Linked DNA regions of Homo sapiens: region 2 is linked to region 1. A link is a loop called in an ENCODE intact Hi-C map of the cell type or tissue named here. Cell type or tissue: HCT116. All regions are shown on one strand. Each heading gives the region's core, and the rest is flanking DNA. Links, peaks and the distances in the headings are about the cores only.

Evidence for each region. A loop is a pair of places that touch in the nucleus more often than their neighbours do. Peaks named below come from ENCODE experiments on the same cell type or tissue, not always from the same donor. Only the 100,000 strongest peaks of a DNase experiment are listed, where the experiment ranks them.
Region 2: it touches region 1 in a loop (3-fold over the local background); 2 of 110 quality-filtered maps call a loop at or near these places.

The regions. Positions count from the first base shown.
Region 1 is chr2:233,027,525-233,030,324 of GRCh38, forward strand. No RefSeq gene overlaps it. Among named protein-coding and RNA genes, the nearest start is that of NEU2, 3.7 kb to the right of the region's middle. In HCT116, for the core only: a CTCF peak has its summit at 1,511 (motif pointing left); a DNase peak (open chromatin) is centred at 1,517.
Region 2 is chr2:232,900,753-232,903,552 of GRCh38, forward strand. All of the region lies in intron 5 of NGEF (neuronal guanine nucleotide exchange factor), which reads right to left. Among named protein-coding and RNA genes, the nearest start is that of SNORC, 32 kb to the left of the region's middle. RefSeq lists enhancers at 1-282, 283-906, 788-1,987. In HCT116, for the core only: no CTCF peak of the experiment used is centred there; a DNase peak (open chromatin) is centred at 1,409; H3K4me3 peaks cover 1,120 bases; H3K27ac peaks cover 1,826 bases.

The DNA of each region.
Region 1 (2,800 bases), core at 236-2,735:
GACAAGGGAGGGGAAGGGGTTCTTATCCCTGACTCACGTGGCCCCTACTGCTGTGTCGTTCCCCTATTGGGTAGGGTTGGACCGCACAGGCTAAACTAATTCCTATTGGCCAATTTAAAGGGAATGATGGGATAAGTGATTTGGCGGGAATCAGGGCAGAGCAGGTAGCAGGTAATCGGAATAATCGGAATGAGTCAGGGTGGAAAGGTAATCGAAAAAGGTTGCTTTATGAGGAAGTTAAGTTTAAAAGTAGAAGGCAAAGAATTGAACATACTGACATATTAATTCTTTGAAAAGAAATTTAGAACTCATATCTAACAGTGCCTTGTTGCTGCATCCCCTGGAGGGGATGAACACTGTGTCCTCACATGGTGGAGGGGGACAAACCACTTCCCCAAATTCTTTCATAAAGGTTCTAGTCTCTTCCATCCTCACGGCCTGGTCCTACCTCTTAATACTATTGCTTTGGGAATTAAGTTTTGACATGAATTTTGAAGAGGATACAAGCATTCAAACCATAGCTGTGGTGTAGCCATACAATCAAATATTACTGAGCCATGAAAAGGAATGAGGTACTGACCCATGCTACAACCTGCACGAATCTTGGAAACATGGTGCTTGGTGGAAGATGCCAGTCCACGGGCCGCATAGCATATGACTGCATTTACATGAAATGGCCAGAATAGGCAAATCCAGAGAGACAGGACATAGATGAGTGGTTGCCAGGCGCTGAGGGGACTGGGTAATGGAGTGTAAATCAGAAGTAAAATGCTAAGCCCCCTCAGCCAACTGAGTGGACCCTTCCTCAGCTAAGGGCATTCCCAAGTTAACCTGAAAAACTAGTTCAGACCATGATGGGGAGTGGGGGTCAGAGGTCAGACGTGTCTCCCACCTTCCTCCTTTTGGAATTCAGATACAGCTGACCAGCATTAACATTAAAACAAATCTTTTTTTTTTTTTTTGAGGCGGAGTCTCGCTCTATCACCCAGGCTGGAGTGCTCACTGCAACCTCCGCCTCCCAGGTTCAAGCAATTCTCCTGCCTCAGCCTCCCAAGTAGCTGGGATTACAGGCATGTGCCACCATGCCTGAGTAATTTTTGTATTTTTAGTAGAGACAGGGATTCTTTCATGTTGTCCAGTCTGGTCTTGAACTCCTGACCTCAGATGATCCACCTGCCTCGGCCTCCCAAAGTGTTGGGATTACAGGCGTGAGCCACCGCACCTGACTAAAACAGATCTTAAGGCTGATGAAACAGACTTTTTGTAGCAATAAGACACCAAATTCCAAACTAACTCTAGTATAGCATCAGGACAGATAGCAGGTCCTGAATGAAATTAAAGTATTTTACCCCCAAATGTATTTCTTTGACTTATTTTGAAATGGCCCTGCAAAGCTGTCTCTTGTGAGGAAACATCTGCATTCTGTAGAGAATCCCCTTCCCTTTCCAGGCCTTTTCCTGATCCAGGAGAGAATTAACTAAGACTCTGGCATCTTTTTAGGTCTGCGAAGAGCTCTGAAGCCTGCCACCTGGCGGCCTCTGCGTGATGAGACCTTGGTCTCCACAACAGCTCATCTTTTTTTTTTGAGACGGAGTCTCCCTCGGTCGCCCAGGCTGGAGTGCAGTGGCGCAATCTCGGCTCACTGCAAGCTCCGCCTCCCGGGTTCATGCCATTCTCCTGCCTCAGCCTCCCGAGTAGCTGGGACTACAGGCGCCCACCACCACACCCACCTAATTTTTGTATTTTTAGTAGAGACGGGGTTTCACCGTTTTAGCCAGGATGGTCTCGATCTCCTGACCTCGTGATCCGCCTATCTCAGCCTCCCATAGTGCTGGGATTACAGGCATGAGCCACTGCGCCCAGCTAACCGCTCATCTTAACCCGACATTCCTTTCTACTGATTCCAGGTCTTTAGATAAACTCTTTTGACCAACTGCCAATCAGAAAATTTTTGGAATCTACCTATGATCTGGAAACTGCCTTCCCTACTCCCACCTCAAGTTGTCCCGCCTTTCCAGACGGAACCAATGTACATCCTACATGTATTGATTTATGTCTTAAGTCTCCCTAAAATGTATAAAACCAAGCTGTACTCTGACCACGTTGGGCACATAGGATCTCCTGGGGCTGTGTCACGAGCCATTTGTTACTCATACTTGGCTATAAATCTCTTTTATAGCCAAATATATAAATAGTATAGTATAGTATAGTATAAATCTCTTCAAATATTTTACAGAGTTTGACTGTTTTCATTGACAGGGGAGTGATTGCTCACAGGTATGGGATTTCTTTTGGGGTGGTGAAAATATTCTGGAATTGGATAGTGGTGATGGCTGTATAACTTTATGAAAATACTAAAAAAACCACTGAATCATACACTTCTCAAACTCCTGAGCTTAGGTGATCCACCCGCCTCGGCCTCCCAAAGTGCTGGGATTCCAGGCGTGAGCCGCTGCACCCAGCCTGAATCATACACTTCTAAAAGGTACATTTTATAATATGTGAATTATATCTCTATTTTATTTTATTTTTTGTTTCGAGACAGGGTCTCACTCTGTTGCCCAGGCTGGAGTGCAGTTGTGCTATCTCAGCTGACTGCAACCTTCACCTCTCAGGCTCAAGCAATCCTTCCACCTCAGCCTCCCGAGTAGCTGGAACTACAGACATGTGTCACCATGACTGGCTAATGTTTGTATTTTTTGTAGAGATGGGGTTTTGCCATGTTGCCCAGGCTGGTCTGGAACTTCTGGACTCTAGCAATCCACCTGCCTCTGCCTCTCCCACTGCTGGGATTACAGGC
Region 2 (2,800 bases), core at 290-2,789, 130 kb before region 1:
CACTCACACACACACGCTCTCACACTCATGCACACATTCACTCACACACACACATGCTCTCACACAATCACCCACAGAGGCACTGGGAGCCACGCTGCCCGTGGGGCCAGGACCAGGACCTGAAGCCAGGTGAGCAGGCCCCCTCTCAGGCAGCGCGGGCCACGGGGCTGCTCTGGGGTGGTGACGTCCGGCGGCCTCAGATCAGCCAGGTCCCGGAGTTAGGGCCGCCTACACCACCCTGTTCAAGTCACACATTTGAAAAACAAAAGAGACCCATCAGCAAGAGGTCACAAAAGAGGAACCAGGACACCAAGAAAAGTCTGCAGGAAGCCAACCTGCTCCTGATGGAGAAAGGCGGAAGCTTTACCAGCTCTAACACCCAAAGAGCGACGGGCTTTTACGCAGCCCGCGGGCCCCAATTCCCTGTTACTTAAGGCAGTTCAGCTTGTCCTGCAGTTCACGGTCAAACATGGGCCATGCTGCCTGGCCGGCCGGGACTACAGTGTCTGTCCTCGGAGTCCCACTCCTGCCTCCGCACTCGGATCAACCCTGCGTTCCCCACCCTCAGCAAAGCTCGAGGCTGCGCGATTTCTCCTCCCCGCTCTTTACCTACACGGTCTCCTTATGATCCAGGGTTCGCCGTGGACCTCTGGGCCGTGCATTCCAGCCTGATTTGGGTTGTTTTTTTGGCTTCTCCCGACCCCTGTGTTAACAAATCACTGCTGTCTCTGATGCTGTGACCTTCGATGCGTTGTTGCAGCTGCGTCACCAGGGTGACATCTGCGGGGGTCGGAGCCAAAGGCCAGCAGACCGTGGACTGAAGGGCGGGCTCACTGGCTGCCCTCCACCTTCCTCACGGCCAGGAAACAAAACGTAGCCCCTTCCCCACAAGGGTTCTGCGAGGTCCCTTCCCATCCACCCGTGTGCCAGGCCCTCCCCACACAGGTCACCCCCAGTCCTGGGCATCAGGGCACTGGCCTGGAGCCCAACTTAGTTCACTGGCTTTTGCCTGGAGGGAGGGAGGGGATGAAGAGAAGGCCAGGCAGAATGCCAAGGGTCTAAGGCGTCCTTCCGGGACTCCCTTAGAGGCTGTGGGGACGTCGCCGTGACACCTCAGCACAGGCCCTACCATCCAGGCTCCGTGTCTCCAGTATGCTGCTGGGAGCTATCAGGGCCACCTGGGCCGCTGAAGACCCGGCCTCAGTCTGTCCTCGGCAGGGCAGTGGCTGGGGTGTGTGTGGTACGGGGATCACCATGGCCCACTCCTCTCTCTCCTCTAGCAGCTGGGGCCAGAGCCAGAGCCAGGGGCGCAGGGCGCTCCCAAGCTCTCCACTCTCTGCTCCTGCCCCACAGAGTCCTCTTGCTGCAGCCGCCCTGGGGTGATTCACATCCTCTGTTCCCCAGGATGACTCAACAGCAAGGTCACAAAGTTGCCTCGGTGCCTGCTGCTGGTGCAGTCATTTACACTGCAGGCATCAGGATGCACGGAAGTGACTTTAAAAGGCTTCCAGTTAAGAAGAAACCCCTCAAAGGCTATCCTCCTTCTGCAGACAATGATGATGAAGTCGGACTCCAGAGCCAGAGCCCGAGCCCAGCCCGCTGCAGCGCAGTCTTTAGTGAATTCGAGGCCGGACTGAGCAGGTCCCGTGAGCAGCGTGGGGAGTGGGGGCTTGGCTGTCTGATGGGGGAGTGACAGCTAACCCCTTGGGTTGCTAAGGGACGAGGGGAGTCACATATTCAACGCAGCCATGGGATGCAGGCGCTGGGGGCCCAAACCCAAGCCTCGGCACTCACACACATCACAAATGCCAATTACTACGTTTTCTCAAGATGACCTGTTAATAAAATCATTCGCAAAAATGTTTACATGCTAAAATAAGTGTGTGTAAATTTAAAAAGACACATGCTTGAGAACATGTTCAGCCTGCCTCATGGCAAGAGAAATGTTATGTTAAAACCACAACGAGGCCGGGTGCGGTGGCTCACACCTGTAATCCCAATACTTTGGGAGGCCCAGGCGGGTGGATCACCTGAGGCCAGGAGTTCGATGGCCAACATGGTGAAACCCCGTCTCTACTAAAAATACAAAAGATTAGCCAGGCATGGTGGCCGGTGTCTGTAATCCCAGCTACTTGGGAGGCTCAGGTGGAAGAATCACTTGAACCTGGGAGGTGGAGGTTGCAGTGAGCTGAGATCGCGCCACTGCACTCCAGCATAAGTGACAGAGTGAGACTGTCTTAAAACAAAACAAAAACAAAACAAAACAAAAAATGTTTAATCTAGCACACTGGGTAAAGAGAAAATAGCTGGGTAAGGCACCACATTAGTGGCAGGGGACCAGCACACTCATATGTGGCTAGTGTGTGAAGGCAATTAGGCGATACCCTCTCAAAATTTAAAGAACATTTAACCTTTCACCCAACAATCCCACTTAGCAATTCCCTTAGCATTCCACTGTGTAGATGTTCAATCTTCCATGAGTATAAATAATGCTGCAATGAACACTCTCAGTACCCGGTATTTCCAACTGCAAATATCCATCAACAGGGACAGGTTAAATACATTATGGAACATCTAAACAGTGGAGCCCAGAAAACTGCAAAAATGAGGGTGCTCTATTTGGATGGAGATGGAAAGATATGGTCAGTATTTTAATACTAGTTTACATTTGTGTGACATGAGGGCACACACACACACACACACACACACCTGAATATGTGTCTGACGAGGGAACTGGGTGGCCCAGGACAGGAGTGGGAGAAAGACTTTCACTGAGAGTCCTTTTGCACCTTTTGAACTT